Regions from separate parts of the Homo sapiens genome. Here region 2 is linked to region 1. The links are chromatin contacts, found by Hi-C or POLR2A ChIA-PET in ENCODE. All regions are on one chromosome and are shown on one strand. The core of a region is the stretch at or near the end of the contact, and the rest is flanking DNA. Distances in the headings are between cores, read along the strand shown. Region 1 overlaps LOC124900404 (a long non-coding RNA gene). Region 2 has its middle 180 kb from the start of LINC01776.

The links. A loop is a pair of places that touch in the nucleus more often than their neighbours do. ChIA-PET counts read pairs that join two places held with the same protein, here RNA polymerase II (POLR2A). Pooled maps may share reads with other maps.
Region 2: a map of endothelial cell of umbilical vein shows a loop between it and region 1 (10-fold over the local background). The contact joins two enhancer-like sites. A Hi-C loop is called at or near these places in 1 of 168 maps with a recorded cell type or tissue (endothelial cell of umbilical vein) and 2 of 50 pooled maps. POLR2A ChIA-PET finds 5 or more read pairs at or near these places in 2 of 52 experiments (GM12878 and naive thymus-derived CD8-positive, alpha-beta T cell).

Annotation. Positions count from the first base shown.
Region 1 is chr1:98,082,914-98,088,853 of GRCh38, forward strand. The region is part of intron 1 of LOC124900404 (a long non-coding RNA gene); the gene reads left to right. Among named protein-coding and RNA genes, the nearest start is that of MIR137HG, 36 kb to the left of the region's middle. RefSeq lists an enhancer at 3,969-4,518. Within about 2 kb of position 3,443, at least 2 of the 41 ENCODE cell types and tissues checked have a DNase peak (open chromatin) inside an H3K27ac peak, as active enhancers do.
Region 2 is chr1:98,383,958-98,390,212 of GRCh38, forward strand. No RefSeq gene overlaps it. Among named protein-coding and RNA genes, the nearest start is that of LINC01776, 180 kb to the left of the region's middle. Within about 2 kb of position 4,619, at least 6 of the 41 ENCODE cell types and tissues checked have a DNase peak (open chromatin) inside an H3K27ac peak, as active enhancers do.

The DNA of each region.
Region 1 (5,940 bases), core at 2,193-4,692:
AAAGTTTATTTCATAATATTTTATCTTTCTGTGGCTATTGTAAATGTATATTATTTTCCATTTATCTTCTCACTTGCTGTATCTACGTATGATTGATACTAATTTTTATGAATTAATTATTTTCCTTGCTATCTTAATTCATTCTCAATTATCTTGCTTTTGTAGTGTTTTTCTCCATTTTATTCTTTTGTGTTTTCCAATAACAAAATTTTCTGCAAATAGGAAGAGTTTTCCCACCCCCTTTAAGTGTTATATCTCTAATTATTTTCTCTTGTCAGTACAAAATGAAATAGCAGTGGTGAGTGTGACTATCCTTTTCTTGTTTAAACTTCAGCAAGAATGTCTCCATTAGGTTGAATGCCAGTTTGTGGGCTGATATTTCTCTCGTCTCTCTGACACATACACACAACGCACACACGCGCGCGCGTGCACACACACACATACACACATGCACTGTTAAGAAAGTATTCATATATACTTATTTTGATGAATGTTTAAAAAAATCTAGAATGGATGTTTAATGTTGTCATGTCTTTTCTGATCCAAGGAATGACTATATAATTTTTTTCTGTCAATTAGGTGAATTAGATTAATAGATTTGATGGTTTTACTTGTGATGTACTATAATTTTAAAGTAGTTCTTTTTTTAGTTTTAATTTTTTTACAGCAGCATCAATTTATACTTTGATTTGCAAATGTAAATTAAGATACAGTAAAGAGTAAAATACAAAGAAATGAATGCATGCTGTGCATAGATTATTGATGAGTATTCGCAAGCCATTCTCAATCCCAAGCTCCCTTGCTGCTTCTACACTGAGTTTGGAGGTAATTGCTCACCACACACCCTCATTTTTAGTTACGAGAGGCCAAGTGACTCAATTATGGCCCATATGACAAACAGCAGACTTCCAGGGAAACTTAGAAGAATATTTGCTTTCCTAACAAGAAGAGGAATACCTGGCATAGATTTCCTTCCTCTTCCGTCTTCCCCCTTCTTCCTATTAAATGCCAACAGTGACTGGCATTCAACTCCCATCTTGGCATTCCTGAAGATGTTCAGCTACTACACCTCTTTTCTTCTTGTTATGTTAAACCATTTCTTGATTTTGCTTTTTAACATCTCACTTAGGATATTTGCACTGATATTCACAAGTGAGATTTTTCTGTAGATGCTTTTGAATTTTTTTCATGTTTTAGTATGAATGCTTTCATTGCTTTTTAATTTTTTTAAAAAATTTATTGTCCTTACTGTTTTCTGGAATAGTTAAAATTGCATTGGAATAAGCTATTATTTGACAGTCGTTTCCATCCTACTAAGATTGAGAAGGAACTTCCCTTACATAAAGGTTTTTAAAGGCTCCAATTCTTTTCTGGATCTCACCCTCTCTTAATGTCTCATAGACTTTGAGCCATGGTTATACATACTGTCTCCTCATGATTTTCAGTGTTTCTCTTTATGCTGGCCCTTTCCTTCAGAATGTAAACATATGCCTACTTATCAAATTTAAAACTAAACAAAACTCCTACCAAACTCATTGACCCAAGGAAAACAAACCATCGTAAAGTGCAGCACTTCCTCTGATTATTTCAAAATCTTTCTTTTCTTCCCTGATCAGACTTTTGGGAGAGTTTTCAACACTGACTGTCCATTTTCTCCCTTCATTATCACTCTTCAGCACACTCTACTCTGCCTTCCCCCTTAGGTTACTAATAACTGATGGGTCTGCGAATCTAATAAGCCCCTTCCTGCAACATTCACTACCTTTCCTCCTTTCCTTTGGCATCTGTGGCCACTCCTGATTGTTGTCCCACCACTCTGATATCCATTCACTCAGAGCCAACTTGTTTTTAAGAAACTTCAAACTTAAAATATCTGAAAGTGAGTTAATTACGTTTCTCCACCCGACAACACAGAAAATACTGTTTTGCTGGCAATATTCTTTGCTTCAGTAAATCATGCTTCCATTCACCAACTTTTCCAAACCAGTAATATGGGAGTCATCCCTAGTATCACTCTGTTCCTTATATTCGCTGTCACCAAGGACTGTTGACTCTAAATCTGAACTCCTTCCCAATCCATCTAATTTTCTTTAATCCAAACCATCCATTCCCTATCTCTTTCATTATTACTGCAAGTCTCTCACATGTCCTCTCCAACTCTAATTTTGCTTCCCCTTCATCTGTTCCTTGCATTGCTGCTGGAGTGATCTTTCAAAAACACAAACTTGCAAATGACTCCCTGCATAAAAGTACTCAGTGATTTTCCATTTCCTTCAGAATAAAGTCCAGACTCCTTAGCTGCATTATAAGGGCCTGTGTGGTCTGGCCTCACTCATATCTAACAGTTCTCCTTACAAATTACCCCCCTTAGAAATGAAACTATTTCCACATTTCAAAAGTGGTGAGGTATCTCTCTCACTTAACCACCATATGCTGCTTATGCTGGCCTACCTTTTGGAAATCGTCCCTTTCCCTCTCCATTTTACCTGATAAATTTTTGATGATGTTTCAATTTAAAGCGTAGCGGATCATCTTTGACAACTAAGCTAACTTCTCTTGTTATGGGTTTCTTTAGAGTCTAGTATTTCCTTGTCTTAAGACTGATCACACTTAATTGTGGTTATATAGTGTCTGTCTTTTTTGTTGGAATGAAGACTGTGAGGAGTTGAGAACTATCAGTTCCCTGAGCCTAACATTTAGATACTGAATAACAGCTGATTACATGAATGAATGAAGAATATTTGTTAGAAGACAGAATTTTTTTAGAATTTTAAATTGCAGAGATCAAGTGAGAAGGTTCCAGTTGTATTAGATCTGAGAAATGTGATTAAAGCAGTGTTTTTGCAAGATTAATTTGACATTTTTCTGTTGAAACAGATTAGGGACAGATTAGATGGAGGTTTGTAGTGATGAGAACATAGACAAGTGGCTTCATATTAGAGTCACCTGGTGATATTAAAAAAAATACCTGTTTCCCAAGCTGCCCCAGACTGATTAAATTCACTGATTGCAAGAAAACCTAGGATTTGTACTTTTTTAAGTCAAACGCTCACACCCATCCAGGATTTTCTGAAGTTAAAATGGTAACAGTATAATTGGTATGGGCAAAATATATTTTTCCTAAGAATGATAGAATGTGAATGTGGGCTTTTCAAGTCTAGTGGACCAGAGAGCCCCATTGCAGTGTTAAAGAAATGGCGAAGTAGAAGAGGGGAGTTGTTTTAAAGAAAGAGAGAGTGACCAGGCCAAAAGTGGCTCAGTACTTTGGGAGGCTGGGGGGACAGATCACCTGAGCCCAGGAGTTTGAGACCAGCCTGGGCAACATGGCAAAACCCTGTCTCTACCAAAAATTCAAAAAATTAGCCAGGCATGGTGGCATGCATCTGTGGTCACAGCTACTCAGGAGTTTGAGGCGTGAGAATCTCTTGAGCCCAGGAGGTGGAGGTTGCAGTGAGTCAGGATCATGCACTCCAGACTGGGTGACAGAGGGAAACCCCATCTCACTATCTCCAAAAAAAAAAAAAAAAAAAAAAAGGAGGAGTAAGTTTTAGGCATGTGGGACACATATGTGTATATATACACATATATACACATACAATATATACACATATATGTGTGTATATATACACATACAATATATACACATATATGTGTGTATATATACACACATTTACACATACAATATATACACATATATACATATATAATATATAATATTATGTGTATATATAATATTATGTAAACATATATCACATATTAAATATGTATATAGGTATATATGTATATATATGTTTAAATACCTGACCATCTTCTACTAAGTTATGATTCAAATGTTCCGTTATCTAGGAGGCTTCCTCTCCTCTGCAGGGCCCATTGTCCTAGCTACACCTCAATAACTGCTTTCTTTTCTTTTTTTTTTTTGTCTTTTCCTCAACTCAATTCTAAGCTCTCTAAGGACAAGTATGTTGCCTTACTCATACTTGTGAACTCAGTGCTCAGGACACTGGCATGCATAGAATAAACACCCTCTGAATGTTTGCAGAATGAGTCAGTGATTAGATATGAGACTGGATGAATTCTCCTGAAGAGTAAATGCTAAGGAGAAAAGAGTGTCTTGTAGGAGGCATTTGCAGACAGACGAAGCTATAGAGAGGGACAATGCAAGTAACCTCAAATGAGAGTGTGGAAAGGCGGGAAAGCAGCCAGAGCTTCATTGTTATGAAAAAAGAGTGAAATGTGCTCTGTTGAAGAGTTGAAGAATGAACAAAGGATATTTAGTTTGAATGGAAGCTCAGTAATGAGAAATGAGAATGGTTGAGTTCTTAAAAGAAGCAAGTAAAGAAGAGGATTTGTGGGCTACTAATCTCATTCAGTGAATCTCATACGACCCTTGCCTAGTGTTAAATATGTTAATGAATTCATGTCATGCTGCTCAGTCTTACTAGCCTTCATCATCCAGAGTAAAATGCATATGATTCCTATGAAAATTTGTGGAAAGGAATATATTAATAGGTTAGAAGAATTAGAAGAATGAAAAGAAATAATTTTTGCTTTTTAAATGGAGAATCATGCATATTTGGAGACACAAGGGAAGAAGCCCATGGAGAAGGAGAGATGAAGCTGTAAAAGAAAGATGCTATGAATGTGCTCTCGACAGGTGAGAAGATGCCTCGACAGGTGAGGAGAGAGTATTGTGAGCCCAAGTAGAGGAGATGGCTTTGAGATGCAGAAAAATATCTCTTTCTCAAGACCCCATTTATTTTAGACGGTTCGCGGAGCAATGGTGCTCAATCAATCTTTACCATAGTTATTACATAAACCCTTTATACATTTCATCATTAATATTCTTTTCTACTATGGTTTGAGATGCAGAATAAGGAAGATAAACCTATTTGTCAGTATTTGACCATAATCAAAATCAATTTTTATCTGGAGTCTTTATGTTTGTTGCATGTGTATATGTGTTTAAAAACTAAGTTCTGGGAAGATAGCATTACACTTAATTCCGTTGGATTACTTTTGGATCATGTAAGCATACTGATTTCTAACTTGTTTAAATATTTGAATTATTTGATTCTCTACCAGAGATTAATAACTCTAAAAAAATTTACTGGTTGGATTAAAAGTGCCTGTAGTTTATCCCTATATTTCATAGAGTACAGAGCGAGATAGCACATTTGTCTGACAAATTTATATTTATGTCAGATAATATCAGTTTTGTTATCACCATCTGCATTCTGCTATATTTTAACAACAATGTGAACAGTATACATATAAAATTGTGGATTTACATGAGATATCATCATTAATTTTCAAATAACTAAACGTTATTTTGTTAGTTTAAAAACTTTAGAGTATTAAGTTAAATAGCAACTGCAGTTCTATTTTGTGTTCTTGGAAATATTACACTTTATAGAGGAGTCTATTAAGGGAAGAAGAAAACCATGCCAAATTAAAGATAGTTTAAATGATAATATAAGTGATAAAAAAACTGTTTTGATATGAAAGGAAGTTATTACATGGTATCGTGGTTATTTACTGAAGATTTATATAGTGTTTATATAGTACATGACCTACTTTTTTTAAAGTTGCTAATTGTCAGGTATCCCAAGCCAATATCTACTGCATATTTTCTGTAACAATATATGCAATGAAATTGTGTGTTATGTTTACATTATGATTTCAACGTTTGTTCTTTTCTTCAAAAATTACAGGATATCATAGAGACTGCTAGTCAGCGGAACATGTTATCCTAATATAGGTATATTTATACAAGATTTAAAATAAAGATTTTTCTATTTTCTTAATATGTGTCTAGAAGTTAAATAAACATTATAATCACAGAAGTCAGATAAAAAGAAATTCATAGTCCTCTAGACAAAAAATGTAAATCTTTTAGTTTATTAATCATTTGTAATCATAATCTAGATGTACATTTTA
Region 2 (6,255 bases), core at 3,369-5,868, 300 kb after region 1:
ACGTTGTTTCCATTTTACAGGTACAGAAACTAAAGTTAAGATATGTAAAAGGATGTGCTTGAAGTCAGACAAATATTCTGAGTCTAAAAATCATGTTAGAATTGATGATAGACCTCACAATTCTTTGATTTCAGAGATTTCTTTCATTTATTTTTCATTTTATATTTTTATAGCATTTTATGCTTATCAAGGTAGTTTCACTTACAAGATTTAATTAATTGTTATGACAACTCTTTATGATAGATGAAACCTAGAAACAAAATGAAAGATGAAGCACTGGTAGAAAGTCTCACAAGTAAACGATTGTGCTAGTACTAAAACAAATTGGGCTCTGAAGTTTTGTCCCCAGATCAGTTTTTTCTCAATTCTGCGGGCAAATTGGAATTATCTGAGGTTTTTTTTTTTTTTTTTTTTTTTTTAAATGCAAGTGCCTGGGTCCCACCCCAGACTAATTGGATCAGAATCTCTCATGGATGGGCGCTGGGTGTCTGGATTTTTTTTTTAAAGCTTTTCAGAGCCTGTGTTGAGAATCACTGCAACATAGCATACATTTAAAGTTCTTAATTTTTGTTCCACTGGGTTTGATTTCCTCTTCTGCAATAATAGCTAACATTTTTGTAGCATTCTGGCAGGGATGTGGAATTCATTTTATTTTAGCTCTCCACTGAACAGAAACAGTGCTACTGTGTATACAAGTATCTTGTAACGCAGGTTACCAAATTCCTATTAAATTGCTCTCTCTAACAGTAAAAAAATTAAATAAATAAACATAATCTCTTCCACCTTATGCTGCTGTAAGGCAGTCAGACACTTTCTGTATCCATATAGCATTGGGTGGCTAACATCATATTGCATAAGTAAAGTAAAGAGGAATGAATACTAGAAACATAATACCTTTGTGTTAATTGCTGATGATGGTGGCTACAGCGTGAGCAGGAACTCCCTGTTGCAGGATGAGACTCGGAACGTGGATGAGCACAGAGCTTACTGTCTCCTACACCAGAGCCCCCCGTGTATTATTGCTGGTATCCATGTGTAACAGATAGTATTGTGCACTGAGCTGGAAGATAATAAATAGATGTGAGATGATGATTTACAGAAGGGTGCTTAGAACTCCTTGAACTGGCAGAAGGAGAAAACGGTGCTGGTACAAGGTTGAACTGTCAAACTAAAAATCCCTTTTTTCCTTTCTCCCCAGAGGGCAATTTCTCCAAGACTTAGCTTGCTTTCTGCCTTATCATCAGGAAATTGGTGGTTAATTACGAAAATGCCTGATCCAAAATTTCTGTCATATTTTTTCCCCTTTTGGTTGACTTTCTCTAAAATATATCTCATTTTTAGTGAAAAAAAAGGTCTCATTAAAACTACCTTTACTTTAGGAGTCTTTGTGCAACTATTTCTGCTCCTTTTTAAATAAAATCCTCCCTTATTTAACTGAGAAATTTAATGATATTGTGGGCCTAACTAAAATCTGTAATATTTGAGATTTTAACAACAGCAACAAAAATTCTAAAATAGAAACGGGAAATGCCAGTGAATTGTTTGCATGATTTCTTATCACACAATTGTTTTATTTCATACATTTCTCATTGACAAAGGAAGAAACAAGTCTAGAGAAAGTGATGGTGATAGATATATTAAGGTGATTAATGATATTATTTGGATGATGGCTCATCTGTACAAATGAAAAATAGGTTGTTTATTTATCCAAGACTGTGCTACTTTTTTATCATTCTAATATTAAAAATAATCACAAGACTGAAGCATTAACTAACATTGCCAAAAAATGGAAAATGATTTATTTAAGGGCTCATCTTAGGCCAGATGTTACATGGAAAAATGAGTTGCTGTTAAAGATGAGATTTTTTTTACATATAGGCCAAGTAAGCTAGCCCTTGCCTTGATCTCGGGGGCCCATCAGCTTAACATAGTGATTGAGCACACTGCCTATTAGTCATACTAGTGAGTACAAATCCCAGCTCCACCACTTGCTAGCTGTGTGACATGAGGCAAATTATTAAACTCTATTGTGGCTCAGTTTCCTCATTTGTGAGAAGGGATCCAAATATGATATATCTCATAGAGTTGTCATGAAGCTTCAAATGCCTAACACATAGTGTGTGCTCCATAAATGTAAGCTAGTATTATGATCATCAATCTGGAGTGTCCCTTTGCCAGTTATTTTGTATTCAGAAGGCCTCTGAAAAGATATATACATTAATGAAAAAACAAGAGCATGAGCTGCCTGATTCATTTCTCTGATAATTCTGTCAATTTATCACCCAGGATAGGGGATACTGGGGGGAAGAAAAAATGAGTCCAGCTGTGTGGAAGCAAGAGTGTGAGTTCTTCTCCGCAAGGGCTTTGCTATATACAAAGCAGTATGATGCAGGAGATAGCATGAGTCTCTCACCAACATGCATTTGAGGGCAAGCCCTGCCTCTTGCGGTGGTGAGACCTTCTACAAATTACTTCATCTCTCTAATCCTTGGTTCACTCAAAAATAAAATATTCTAAGAATTTAAATGAGATTACATATGTAAAATACTTAGCTACAAGTTAGTGCCCAATTATTATTATTACTCTTGACAGATAATTGACTTGTATCAGTCAATTTATCACTCAGGAAAAGGATATTGCTCCTTTTTTTCAGCAATAATAATAATTGCTCCTTTTTTCAATAATAATAATTATTATTATTACTTTTACCTTGGGAGATAAGATAGAGTGGAGATACATGGGTAGTTCAGACAGGAAGAGACCAGGAGCCATAGTATGAAGGCACAGAACACATTTAACATGGTTTACAAAAAGGGCAGTGGTCGGGGTGTTCATACACCAGCTGGGCCCTTCCCACTATCTATCCCTCCCAGTGAACTGCCAACTGTCATATTCATCAGTCAGTCAACAAGTTTTATTGAGTCCCTCCTACAGGCTGGGCACTTTTCCAGGTGCCAATTTTAAAGCAGTGAACATGACAGGCAATAGTCCCACTCTTAGTTAGCTTACATTCTGTGAGGACTCTTGGATAATCAGGTGAGCGAAGAAGCAGGGAGGATAATTTCAGATTGCAAAAAGACAATAGGTTAGATAGGGAGTGCTGTGGGAGAAGGTACTGTAGCTAGAGGCGAAGAAAGGCCCACTGAAGAGGTAAAATTTAGCTAGGCTAGAAGGAAAAAGGGCCAGCCTCATCAGGTTCTCCAGAAAGGGCATTCCATTTACAGGGCTCTGCATATCAAAGGTCTTGAAGTGAAAATGATCTTGGCCTCTTCCCAGGCCCATGTGGCTGCTGCATGTAGGAGACCATGCTGAAAAGGGTAGCAGAGCCCAGGGCTAGGAGGGACTTGTAGGCCAAGCAAGGGGCGTGGATAGCAAGTGCTGCATGAAGCCAAAAAGGGCTTGAAGCAAGGGAGCAAGGTGATGGATTGACCATACAGTCTCTTGCCATGAACTCAAAAACTCACCAACCAGTAGCCATGTAGACTTTATAAGACTTGCATCCATTTATTTATTCTTGACAACAAACCAGTGAGGTGACTGAAGTAGGAATTTTGCTCGCCTAATTTTGTAAATAAGAAAACTAAGGCTCAGAGTGTCCAAATTTCCTAACTTGATGCCTCATCCAGTCAGAGTAAAATCAGTTAGTGGCAGAGGTATGGGGTCCAACCTAGGTTTTGGGATTCCAATCCTGACTTCTATCTCTTACAAGGAATTCAGTTCACTCTTCCTATTTATTCTACTAAGTATTTCTTTAAGTTTTGATTATTTTTCTCCTGTTTGTTTTTCACACCTTATGATTCCTATTTGATTTCCCATTAGGTCCTGCCAACTAAGGGTAAACTCCTAGGATGTATGTGTTAGGCTTCTGTGAGTGGTAATAACCACAGAGCTACAAGAATCACTGAACGCATAAATATGACATGACTCTTCTTGCCAATCCCCTCGTGGAAGTGCGTGCTGAGCTTAAGGAGAAGCCTGGTGAGGGGTTCAGACCGGCAATGTAGACAGAAGCATTTGATCAACATCTACAAAGATTTCATGGGCCCTTCCAGACCTTTCCACAAACTGTGCTCATTAAAACAACAGGCACAGTAATTTGTGTTATATGCTAAGTGCAACATTTGTGATTCAGTATTTGTGGTATTTACGGTTTTCTACTTTACTGGACCAAAAATGCACAGAACCCCGAATAACAGCAGTCAAAGACAGCTTTACATATGTGCTCTGACCCGGAAAATGAAAGGAGTTTCTTAAAATTTAATGAGAGGTAGAAAGAAACACTGGTTCTTTTCAAAATTTTAGTATTGACAGTACTAGTAGTGGTACTTGTAGTGATTTAGCTATAAAAGTAAGATATACTTGGGTGTAATGGTAAAGATTTAGGGAAATTGTGCTGTATTAATCAAACAAAATAAAGAAAATGTTCATTAACTGCATAGTTTGTAAGCGCCACTTTTTTTTACTGTTTGTTAGGAAGATGGAGGCATGCACTGGAAACACTAATTCTAATTATTACTGTAAGTGGGAGTTTCTGGCACAAGGTCAAGAAATAATAGGAGAATGTGTGAATCTCAGTATTGAGCTGCAGTAAGCCTAATCATTTGAATAAAGCCAGTTGTTTTTTCTTGGACCGTCTCTGGGTTGTTCAGTGTTCTGGATGAATCTAACACAATCAGGCTGTTCTCTGGTGTATAACCACTTCCTGCTGACTCAGGGCAACTTGCTTCCTCTGCCGTTTATTAAAATGAAACATTCATATTAAAACCCCATTTTTTAGTGATGACCAAATGTACATTAGTAATGACATTATTAAAACTGTTTTGTTTAAAATGAACTTTCACACTAGCGTGTTGCAAAGCGGCACAAACAAATCTATGTGATTTCACTAGAGATGGTTTAAAAAGCTTGCAGATCTTTCTGGCACTATTACAGAAGGGGATTTGATGTCTGTTTCAGGAGACAATCTAAGTTTTTATGGCCATAAAAAAATGAATACTGTTCCAGTACTCCACATAGAAAATAATGTATAATTTATAATGTTTCATTAACATGCAAATGTGAAATAGTGTCTTCTATGTTTATGTCTACTAATAATCTATCAAATATTTAGAGGCATAGTAAAGAATACTAAAATATTTTGTCTCAGCACTGTTTAAATAGATTTTTCCCTCATTTTTATTTGTTTGTTCATTTATTTATTTATTATTTTTCACTTTTGAGATGGAGTCTCACTCTGTCTCCCAGGCTGGAGTGCGGTGGTGCAATCTCAGCTCACTGCAACCTCCACCTCCCGGGTTCAGGCGATTCTCATGCCTCAACCTTTCAAGTAGCTGGGACTAAAGGCACATGCCACCAAGCTTGGCTAATTTTTTTATTTTTAGTAGAGACAGGGTTTCACTATGTTGGCCAGATTGGTCTAGAGCTCCTGATCCTCAAGTGATCCTCCTGCCTCGGCTTCCCAAAGTGCTGGGATTATGGGTATGAGCCACCTTACCCAGCCCTGTCCATATATTCACATATGCAAAAATGTGGGAGAAGCAGATAAGCAAATAATCAATTTAGTAATGGTGTTTGTAAAATAAGACAATAACCCGAATCTTTATATAGTTCTTGTAACTTTTCATAACATTTTCACATAGGATGTCTTGGCCAGCCACAGCAACAATAACATGAGGCTGATATTCTCCCCATTTCATGGATGATAAAACTAAGCCAATGGTTAACTGGATTGTTTTGTAAATATTTGGCCACCCAGTCAGCACAATGTCCTAGGAGTCATGCTTTATAATTCACTGCACCTCATTGCTAAACAGAATCTTAGGTATAAGATCAGAGTTCCAAGGTTTTAATAAATATATTTGGCTAAGACCATTACATATAGTTTGCACTGGCTATAGAATCTGAAATTATCAGTTCTATTTCTAGAGTGCTGAGAGTCTCCATTGGTTCATCCTACAAATATTCACTTAGCAAAGCATTATGCTCCTATGTGCTCAGCATTCTTACCAGGAGCCTGATGGGAACCAGAGATGAATCAGACACAGACATGACATCAACAGTAGAACAGTAGAGTCCAGAAGACAAGCTATGGAAGAAAATTACTGTAATAAAAGTAGAATTGCATCAGAAGCCATTAAAAGGGTACAGAAAATGTTTAAAGGAAAGAAAGAATGCTTTCAGATGGAGAGAGGATTTAGGCAGACTTCACTGAGGACTTATGGATCCAGGATCCAGTGATTGAAAGAAACCATTGAA